Linked DNA regions of Mus musculus: region 1 is linked to region 2. Evidence: chromatin contacts called from ENCODE Hi-C or POLR2A ChIA-PET data. All regions are on one chromosome and are shown on one strand. The core of a region is the stretch at or near the end of the contact, and the rest is flanking DNA. Distances in the headings are between cores, read along the strand shown. Region 1 has its middle 15 kb from the start of Gm10851. Region 2 holds the start of Pfkfb3 (6-phosphofructo-2-kinase/fructose-2,6-biphosphatase 3).

Region 1 (5,536 bases), core at 582-3,081, 34 kb after region 2:
TGGCCTTGAATTCCTGATCTCTTGACTACCTGCTAGGATTATACATATATACGATCATACCCAGATATCCCTAGGGTAATACCAAACCAAAACCCAGGGACCACAGAGCTGATGCAGACCAGCATCTCTCTCCTGACTTTTCAGGGAAGTAGACTCTGTGTTATCTTCTAGGTAATAAGTACTCAGGTCAAATTCATCCTTAAGACACAGCTCTGAGCCGGGCAGTGGTGGCGCACGCCTTTAATCCCAGCACTCGGGAGGCGGAGGCAGGCAGATTTCTGAGTTCGAGGCCAGCTTGGTCTACAAAGTGAGTTCCAGGACAGCCAGGGCTATACAGAGAAACCCTGTCTTGAAAAACCAAAAAAATAAAAATAAAAATAAAAAAATAAAAAAAAATAAGACACAGCTCTGCAGATCTAATCTGCTTTGAGGAGGGGAAGGGTTAGAAAGCTGGGGACAGGGTAGGAAACAATGAACAGCTGCTGATATCACGATGCCGTTGTATTTGTTAAACCCATAGTCAGGATCATACTTCCTGGTGAGGTGGAGATGGGACATCCTTCCTTAGTGCTGGGCAGTCCTTTTCCACCTGTACATAGAGCAGCAACACACCTTAAAGAGCGAACCTTCCAGACCAAATGATAAATCGACGCAGAACCCTGCAGACTATATCACTTTTTGCAAGGTCATCTACCTATCTATCATCTATCTATCTACCTATCTATCATCTATCTATCTATCTATCTATCTATCAGGATAAATTCTTTTATGGATACACAAAGGCTTGGGGTACGCAAGATGAAAACTGAGTTTTAGGCACCCATCTCTCTCTCCTGTGAATGTGAACTTCTAGCTCAATCTGATTCCTGGACAGAACCCTATAATTTTTCAGTAATGAATCTCAAATTTGGCTCCTATAAGTTTATATCCCCCGAGGCAAAAGCAAGACCAACACAACCTCCTGTTTACCCAGCCTTCCAAATACTAGCAGATCGAAATCATGAGCCTCTCCTATCCTGCCCTTATCTTGCATCCCCACTGCTTACAAGGAAGCCTCACATGACATTTCCACTCTCACCGGCTCAGCAACTCTTCCTGTCCTCTTAGCTAAGTGTTGTGTGTAGTCACAGATGCAATGCATTCTAGGTCCTATGAACTAAGATGGTAATGGGCAGCCTCAGGGGTTCTCAGAGCCTTACCCTAAAGCTAGCTTTGGCTTCCTCGTTTCTGGACCAAAGCGATCATCTAGATCGGAAGCATTCTTCTCACAGCAGCTTCCGTGAGTTATTTACACAAATGCCCAGCAGAACATCGCGTCCGTGATCAGGGGGGTTGGCATACTCTGCTGCCAAGCAATTGTACTACTGTCGAAGATTAAAAACACTCTGTGCTCTTAGGCAATCGCCCAAGTTCAAGGTTTCAAAATTTAAAAGAGAGAGAGAGAGAGAGAGAGAGAGAGAGAGAGAGAGAGAGAGAGAGAGAGAGAGAGAGAAAGGAAAAATAGATTTTTAAAATAGACCTGTCCTTGTAACTGTTTTTCTTTTGTGGGTTTGCAAGCCCACCCCGGCCGCACCCGCCTCTCGGTTCCTCTACAGTTATTTACAAAGCGTAGCGGCTCCCAGGCCTTCTTGGAAAATTCCCTTTGCCAGGAAGGCGACCCAGCGGGCCAGCAGAGGCGGGAAGCCCAGGGACTGCAAGCCCTCCACCCATGCCTGCGGTGCACAGACACGTGCGTGCGACAACTGGGAGCACAGACGGGCACGTGAACTCAGCGTGCCGTACAGTCCCGAGGGGAGGAGCGAGCGCTGACCAGCTCGTGGGCCGGCCGTGCGCCGCAGCCAATCTACGCAGACCTGCTTCTAGGCCACGCCCCTTTGTTGCCAGCTGCTGCGTCCCGAGCTGACCTCTTCAGGATGGTGAGACAGCGGGCAGTCTCTGCCCAGGCTGCGCGCAGTGCTACCCACCACTTTTCTGGGCGCGGATACAGTAGAGGATGCCGTCCCTATGTTCCTATAAGGGATCTCAGAGACAGGGTTCCTCCCCTACACTAGGTTGGGTTGTCGGGTTCTTCCGGGTCCTCTTCCCTGGTAACCACTTCAGGACATAAGCCTACCTTCTTCGTTGCTTCCACCCCCATAGCCACTCTCAGAAATCAGAGGCAGAAAAGAATGTTCCAGGGTTGACATTCAATCTACTGAAGTGTTTGGTTTGTTTTTTGTCTTCGGTTACTTTTCTGAACTAGACAAGTCTTTAATCCCAACATTCTAGAGGCAGAAGGTAGTGGATTTCTAGGAGTTTTAAGCCAGCCTGAGTTACATAATGAGTTCTGACAAGCCGGAGCTAGATGGTGAGACCTAATAAATAAATGAATAAATAAGTTAATGATTAATTTTTGGAAGCCAAACGTGGCAGTAGTCCACAACTGTAAGCACAGCGCTTGGAAGGCGGAGGCAGGAAGATCAGAATTTCGGGGTCATATTATAGTGAGTAAGGAGACAGTCTAGGCTACATAAGACTCCATCTCAAACGCCAGTTTCAAAATGTGAGGTTTCTTCATTTAAATTTTAGCGAACATACAAAATAATGGGTTTCATTGTAAAATTTTCTTACATATATGTCATTGTAGTTTGCTATTACTATTATCTTCATTTGGAGGGACGGATCTTGCTGTGTAGATCTTGCTGTTGCCCTCAAAACCAAGTTCCTCCTGCTTTAGCCTCTGTAGCCTCTTTAGCCTGGTGCTGGATTTCAGATGTGCACCTCCAAGCCCAGAAACAAAAAACAACTTTTTGGTTTTTTAAAGTAGTACGTGCTCATTGGGCAATGACGAAAAGATACCAAAAAAAACTATGTTTTTTGTTTGTTTTAAAACTAGTATATGTTCATTGGGCAATGGTTAAAAGAACATCAAATAACTGTGGTGGTATTTCCTTCTAAATTTCCATATATTTGAGATACTTTATAATGCCCCAGGAGCTCTGGTATTTGACCTCACTGATTGCCCTTTACAAAATGTCATTGCTTCTGGTGGTCATCAGATGTTATCATTAAGAATTTTACTTTTCTAATTAAAATAAACAGACTCTGGTCATGGTGGCTAGGCTAGCCTTGAGCATACAAGTAATCCTCCTGCCTCAGACTTCCAACTTCTGAGAGACAAGTTTGGAAGAAAATATCACCAGGAATATCTGATGTTATTTCAACCATTGCAGATTTAAAATTATTTGGAGGACAGCATCTTTTATGTTTATCAGATGCCTGACACAGCCTCATAGACACAGAAATAAGTACCATTGCCAACAAAAGTCAGACTAGCCTGGAACTTACTATGTAGCCCAGGCAGGCTTTGAACTTACAGAAACCCTCCTGCTTCATCTTCTCAATTGCTAAGATTACAGGCATTAGCCACCATATCCAAATCACACAGCATGATTTTTAATTTTGTGTGTGTGTGTTTTATATAAAGGCTGCTCTGATGATATTAATTCTCAACTCCACCAGAGGTGTAGGCTGGCATGGAACTCATGACTTTTCTTCTACCTCTGCATCTTCAGCACCAAAACTTGGGAAATGTTCTTATTTAAATATGGGGACAGAACTCATGTGCCTAAAGGCACACATGGAGGTCAGAGGACATCTTTCTGGAGTCCATTCTCTCCTACTGTGGGAGTGTCTGGGGTCCCACTCAGGTCATCATGCTTAGCAGTGAGTGCCTTTACCCACAGAACTGCCTCACCAGCCTACAGCCTGGTTTTTAAAAGGTCTAGTTAGTCATTCAGTTTTTCTAACAGAAGCCAGGAAGAAGTACACAGCCATAGAACCTTCAAAAAGGACTGTCTCCTTGCTCAGTAAAGTTACTTGTTTGCTAACACTGAGGTATAGCAACATTGTGCCACTGTGTTGCTACTGAGGAACATTCATTGTGAAGTGAGCACTTGGGAGTGTTATAAGGTTAGAGACTAAGTTGGTTTCCTATACAGCAGTAGCAACTATGTGACCTTTTGCTCAGTTAAATGATCTAGTGAAGAAGTTTCATATAAACCAGCATCTAACAAAAACATGATCTCAGCTAGAAATGGATTCCCTCTGGCACTCTCCAGTGACAGAATCTAAGTCACAGGAAATGGCACGAGACCAGCATGCCAGACTCTTGGTAGAATGCACACTGACTTGTGTTTAAGAGGATTATTTTGCTATTGTTGTTGTTTGAAACAGGGTCTCACTGTGGATCTCTGACTGGCCTAGAACTCTCTATGGAACCCAGGCTATTCTTGAACTCCTGGAGATCTGTTTTTAAAGATGTGATGCTATGCCCAGGCACTATAAGGGGACTATAGAACCACAACAAATTGATAAAATTCTTCTTTTGATTTGTTATTCCTTTATCTATTTGTGTATGTTCAGTCACATGTGCCAAGGCCAAAGAAGGACATCAGGTGTCCTGCTTTGTGACTTGTGGGAAGCCACATGTGCCGTTGCAGGGTGGCACTGGCTACCGCTGGCCATCACACATACATAGGCAGTAAAGTTTTTTGCCAAGATGAGGTTTTGAGAATTAACCAATCAGATGAGAGACAATTTAACCAATCAAATGTGAGACATGCAAATGTGGTGGTAAGCATAACCCATGCATAACCAATCCAGGTGTGAGACACACCTCTACTAGGCCTATATAAGCAGCACCAGTTCTGGGCTTGGGGTCTCTTCGCCTCTGCAATCAAGCTCTCCCAATAAATGTGTGCAGAAGGATCCTGTTGCAGCGTTGTTCTTGCTGGTGAGTCGGGCGCAAGAGTGACTCTCTACCTTATTCCTTTAGAAAGGGCTGTCTCTGAACATGGAGGAATGCTAGCAGCCAGTCTCTTCCTGTCTCTACCCTCCACAGGGTTCCAGGTGCTGCCCATGGCTACACCCTGCTCTTTATGTGTGGTCAGCTAGATGGAGGCTGCAGCTACCTGCTTCTAGTTTGCCTGGGAATGTAAGTTTGATGGAATGCACGGCTTCTGATAAGAGGGCAATCCAACACAAATCAGAAAGGGTTGTTCACTCAGGTTGAAGGTGAACTTGGTCAGCTGCAGACTGCCATGCTGGTACAGAAATCCTGGCTTGGGTTTCACTCTTCTCTTCACAATGGAGCCCTTCACAGTTTATGTAAATGTAGGAAGGATTGGTAATGGATGGCTGACTACTAAGTACTCAGAAATGTCCAGAAAATGGGAACTTGGTAAATGTTTGTTGTCTTGCTTGCAAAGTGGCATTTGTGTGTGTAAGTACAGCATACAAACTTTTTCTGAAACTCTTTAGTGTGTTCCTCAGTCCCGTTTGGAGAGAAGGTCCTTCTTTCTTCCTTTTTCTTCAGCTCATGAGGGCACAACTCAGTGGACGTGCCCAACCTGCTGGAGGGGGTCAGGTTTTTTCAGTTTTTTGTTTTGTTTCCTTAAAGATCTCATTGCTGTTCTTGATATTGTTGTTGCTGTTGTTGTTGTTGTTCTTGCTGTTGTTGCTGCTGCTGTTGTAGTTGCTGTTGTTGTTATTGTTG
Region 2 (5,394 bases), core at 763-3,262:
CGACAGACGTGCAAGCTCGTGGAATCTAGCGATCAGGGTCTGCAGCCTGGGGGAGGCCCCGCTGCACGGTGATGTCTTTCACTGAGCCAGTGTCACTGAACTTGGGTTCTTGCAAAAGCTGCCATGGTTCTCTCAGACCCAAACAAGGGAAGAATGTATTCTGCAATCACATGGCTGTACACATACATAGAAAACCAGGCCCTATTGTTTGACCAATTTCAGTTTAAAAAATAGAAAACGCTATAATCTGCCTGACTAAAAAGTCCAGAAGCAGCATGCTGTCTAAATTTGACCAACTTACCAACTTTCCCTGTTTTTATTATTATTATTATTATTATTATTATTATTATTATTTATTGACAGGGTCTCACTGTGTAGTCCAGGTTCATGATTCTTTGACCTTAGTTTCCCAGCTACAGTGTAATGAGATTATAGGTGTCCCACAGGCTTGGTTTTACCCTGGGGCATTTTCATAAAGGTGGCCCCGGTGCATAAACGTGTCTGACAGGGTTTGGGGAAGAACCCTTGCCAAGCCCTTACCTCTGACTTACTTGAGCAAAAGAAAAGGAGACTGTCTTGGGGACAGAGTTCCACCGAAGCCCACAGGTCCAGCAGGGAAGACCTGCTAGAGGTCTCATACTGCACCACAGGGAGGCAGGGAAACCAGTAAGTGACTCAGACCCACAAAGCTCCGAGAGCTGTCATGTCCTGTGATGGCCATCCTGAGAAACGTGACAGCAGAGAAACCTACCCTGCAGCCTGGTGTTCCAGTGTCCCAGGGTGACAGGAAACCACCTCCCAGTTTTGCCAGTAGATTCTCAAACTACAAACGTGATGTGAGCAACGTGTCCACTGGGCAGCTCGCTCCTGTTTACCCCCGTGGGCTCCTGGGCCTGCTGCCTGGGAGGGAAGCATTGCCTTAGAGCAATTCCATCCGCTCTTCCCAGAGGCACCTCTTCCTATCTAGGGATGGAAGTGAATGAAACCTTCCCAAATCGTTCACAGCAGCAACAGGTGAGGCACTAAGAGAAACTGCCAGCAAATTCCGTGCTCCGGGTAAACGAGTGCGTCTGTAATACAACACTAGTCACCAACCCATAAACCATCCCTGCAACCAAGGATCTGCAGTCACGGGAGTGACGGCGAAGATGGAAATATACAGAGGTGCAAAGATCCGAGGAAGAAAAAAGACCGTGAACCAGAGGAGACCCAAAGAAAAGGGGGCGTTGGTGTGGGCGGCCGCGCCCCTGCTGCAGTCGGCCAGGGTGACTCCGGAGCAGCCAGGTCTCTCCAGCCTCTGGGAGGCGCTGGCCCAGAGAGCCCAGGCCGGGCCGGGCACACAGGAGGTTTCCGGAGCCACAGCGCCCCTTCTGCCCAGCCTGGGAGACGCAGCCGGCCGCCACCCCCGCCTCGCCGGGCCGGGCCGACCGGCACGAGTGCGCTTCCCGCAGAGGGGAACCGGCACAAAGCCGCTGCACACACAATGGCCGGGCTCTGCACGCGGCGCAATCTACAACCTAGCCCCCCACGTGGCTGCCTGCACTCACATCTGGGCAACGAGGGTCGGTGATCGACGGGCACCCAGATCTTCTGTACCCGGCTCTGGGTCAGTTCCAACGGCATCTTCGTAGCTGTATTCGGCGACCCGCCACCCCTGGAGGAAAGACTCCGACTTGGGGAGAAGAGCAGCAGCAGATCCCCCCGGAACAAAGGACAGGAAGGGTGCGTCCGCCTGCACGCGGCTGGGCGCTCCCTTGCACTGCTTTGGAAAATGTGCTTTGTGCGGAGTCTCGGAGGAAGGATCGCCTGAGCGGAGACACGAGACAGATGAGAGCGGCGTGGAGTTGCGGCTGCTGCACTGCTGACTAGTCGGCTCTGTTCAAAAGCTCAGGGATGCTCCAGCGCAGTGACAGCCACGGTCCCAACACCCAGCACTGCCACTTGCTCCTCTCCAGTTCTGTCGGGATGCCACACGCACTGCCCGGCCTTTTAAGATCTGACCGGTAGCGCGGCGCGTCAGCCTCGGGGCGGGCCGCATTCTTTGCGTCCCAGCCCCCTTTCACGTGGAGAGAAGGGTGGGCAAGGCCAAGAGACAGCCTGCTGCCGCCCCCTGCGGGTGGACGAGAGCAGCACGCTCTGTTCCTGCAACCCAGGCTGGTTCTTTCGTCCTCCTTTCCGTCCCTAAGTTTATTCCCTAAGGGCGCAAGACAGGAACGGAGTCCCCAAATAATTCCAGCCACTTTCCTCATCTGTGCTTGGAAGGCAGCAGCGATCTGATAATGTCCAATGTGGTTCGTTGACAGTCCTCCACCCCTACACACACACACACACACACACACACACACACAGAGCTAGAGCTATGTAAAAGCATCTTCCCAGTTCAGCCTTACAAGCCGTGGGAGCCCCAACACCATGCACCATAGTTACATGATTTGGGGACTGGCTCAGTCCAAGTGAAGACGCAGGTCAGAGCTGCCTCCTGGTAACACCTGTGCATTATCGCCCACTATGTCCCCTGCCATTGCTGACACTGCCACCTCCGGGCACGGGCGCATACTTTTCCTGAATCCCCGGGAAACATGCTTGGGTAGTGTTGCTACCCCTCACTCAGTGCTACCGTGCCTGGCGCTTGAAGGGGGGCAATAAATAAATAAGGAAGGAAGGAAGGTTCGACCGAAAAGGAACTTTGGGATGCGGGGGGCGGTTGGTATTATTTTCCCTTTCAACATGGGCCATATTCCATACCCCTTCTGCAAGTAGTGATTAAAAGTAGACCCCATTCCCTCTCCCATTACCGGACTATGAGCCCCAAAGTAACTATCAAGGGACAGCTAGATCCTAAATTCATGTCACCCACCCAACCCCCACGCGCCCGCTCTAGCACACCGGCTATATTTTGTTTGATGTGAACATGCCCTCGCTTCCTTTCCGATTTTTGCACTTTGCATAGGCTGGAGATACATGCATAACAGGCAATCGTTGAACCGCCAGAGTTCATTTATTCAGCGACGATCTAAGGGATCTTTCGGTGAGGACCGCTGCACGGGAGGCCGTGGAGACAAGACACTTTAAATGTGATTTTAGCGAAGGAAGCCTCCGCTCAGAAGATCTGCCTTGCTTAGCGCAAGCTGCACACGTCGCGGTGAAGCTGAGCTGTGATTGGAGGCGCTCGCGGAACCCCACACTGCAGTGGAAAAGTCTGCGCAGAGGCTGCCACACGTCGCGCACGTCCTGCATGCTCTGCTGGGAGGGCGCCGGCCCCCCGGCGGCGGGCGCAGCTGCTCTGTTCCCAACCCAGCCCGCCCCGCCTGGGGCCTCCGCCTTGCCTTCTCCGGCAGCCTGGCGAGCTTAGGAGACCTGGAGCTCACCTGGCGAGTAGCCCTTGGGAACCTCCCAGCTCTAACCGCCATTCCTGCACCCTGCTCTCCGGTACCACCCTCCTCAATACCTGTCCCCAACCCCAGGACAGCTTTGCTGACCTTCCGATTTCTGTGCTCAGGCAGCTGTTCAGAAAGAAACCCGGTGCATTACATTTAAACTTGTTTTTCTTCAGTGAGAGCAAATGCCAGAGGTGACACCCTAGAAAGCCCAAGGGAGAATCTCGCTCCACTCCTGAAATTAGAATGGACTGACTCGACAAGGAAAACATCTAGTAGTCTCCAGAAGGGTTCCCTTACTGGTATTTGCAAGCTGAGGGGGAGGGGGAAGGGATGGGGGTGAGAGTGCATCCCTGCCAGGAGACTCCCCACTCCCGACTCCCAATAACCATAGTGCACCTGGACGCTTGTAAAGTTTCCACTAGGTTTTCTGTTTGTTTTGCTTTGTTTGAGACAGTTTTCCTATGCAGCCCAGGCCGGCCTCAAGCTTGCTCCTTTCTCAGCCTGGTATTACAGGCCTGTGCCATGTTCCCAGGTGCCCGCTTGAGTTTGCACACACCTACAAGCCAGGCAAATGGCCAGATGTCAAAGCTTAGGAACAGATTGCTGGGAACCGCCAGGGAGAACGTGGTGGGAATGGTACCAGTGGAGAACGATCTTTTATTTCTCTTTTATCATGTTTAAATCTCTCGATTTAAGGTCAGTCCTCAAGTCAGGTGGCAGCTAAGCATTCTCAGATGGGGCAGTTTTCCTTTCCTGGAGTCAACAATGTAGTGGGTACCCAGAACAAACACTAAGTTCTCCAGTCACTTCTGCTACCAGGTAGGTAAAGGGAAATCACCTTTACCCTGCCTAGGGCTCCAGATATCTAGGAAAGGGTGGAATGTGAGGCACACAGCTGAATTCACACTTGTTTGTTGGTCCTCTGAAGCTGTCGGCTTGCAACCACAGGTAAAAGCTGTGTTTGTGGAAGGCAAAACTGCTCCAACATGATCCTCCTTAGGACCAACCTTGCTACACCTACATTCAAAGGTTTCCTCCTCAGCTTTGCTGTTTAGACATCCTTCCAATTCCTCCCTTAGTTCTGTTAATACACCCTTATCTTTACCTCAAACGCAGTCCCCTAGGGCTTCACTAACTCCCAGGTTCCCAGGTGGATATTATGAACTCAGCTCTTTAGAAGACACAGCCAAGAATGTGAACATTCTTTAAGTCGGGTGACTTATAGCCAGGTGACTCCAATCACTAGGACTGATTGACAACTTCCTTTAGATTGAGTCACAATCTAGACCCTGCTAAAGCCAAAAGAAAGTACTGTGCATTCTAGTCCACATTCCACAGCCCTCTACCCCTTGTCTACAGGAAGGAGCGAAGGGAAGATTGGAGATTAGAAAGGTCAAGGAATCGAGTCAAAGACCAAGGAGGAAGGAAGGCAGTTAGGAAGAAGGTTTGTGCGGGGTGAATTGTTTTGTTTTAGAAACAGGGTCTCATGTAACCCATACCATCAAGAGATCATAAGCATGAGCCCTCACGCCTGGTTTATATGATGCTGAGGACTGAACCTGAAGTTCCATGCATACTAGGCAAGTATTCTACCAACTGAGGGACATTCCCAGCCGTGTGTGTGTGTGTGTGTGTGTGTGTGCGCGTGTTTATGTGCATGTGTGTGTGTATGTACGTGTGTGTATGTATGTGCGTATGTGTGTGTGCGTGTGTATGTGCATGTGTGTGTATGTGTGTGTATGTGCGTGCGTGTGTGTGTGTATGTGTGTGTGTGTGTGTATGTGTGTGTATGTGCATGTGTGTGTGTGTGTGTGTGTGTGTGTGTGTATGTACGTGTGTGTGTGTGTGTGTGTGTGTGTGTGTGTGTGTGTGTTAAGGTGATCACATACTTGACACAAGCAGCAGAACGCTGTCCCTCCCAGGTGGTCATATTACACACCCACACCCACACCCACACCCACAAGAGCGCTGAGAAGAACCCTAAGCAAAGGAAGACCGGACTGTTACTCAGCTT

Evidence for each region. Hi-C counts contacts between places; a loop is a spot of excess contacts on that map. ChIA-PET counts read pairs that join two places held with the same protein, here RNA polymerase II (POLR2A).
Region 1: a map of gastrocnemius shows a loop between it and region 2 (7-fold over the local background). The contact joins the enhancer-like site here to the promoter of Pfkfb3 in region 2. A Hi-C loop is called at or near these places in 23 of 37 maps with a recorded cell type or tissue (Patski, T-helper 1 cell, T-helper 17 cell and 8 more). POLR2A ChIA-PET finds 5 or more read pairs at or near these places in 5 of 5 experiments (Patski and embryonic stem cell).

The regions. Positions count from the first base shown.
Region 1 is chr2:11,533,786-11,539,321 of GRCm38, forward strand. It overlaps a transcript of Pfkfb3 not described here. Among named protein-coding and RNA genes, the nearest start is that of Gm10851, 15 kb to the left of the region's middle. Within about 2 kb of position 1,832, at least 2 of the 3 ENCODE cell types and tissues checked have a DNase peak (open chromatin) inside an H3K27ac peak, as active enhancers do; they include gastrocnemius and heart, where a contact is called at or near this core.
Region 2 is chr2:11,500,078-11,505,471 of GRCm38, forward strand. It overlaps Pfkfb3 (6-phosphofructo-2-kinase/fructose-2,6-biphosphatase 3), which reads right to left and starts at 2,013. Exons shown (of 18, transcript NM_001177753.1): 1 at 1,548-2,013. The coding sequence starts at 1,623. Gm52500 (a long non-coding RNA gene) reads left to right here and starts at 1,933. Exons shown (of 3, transcript XR_003953759.1): 1 at 1,933-3,429; 2 at 4,077-4,199.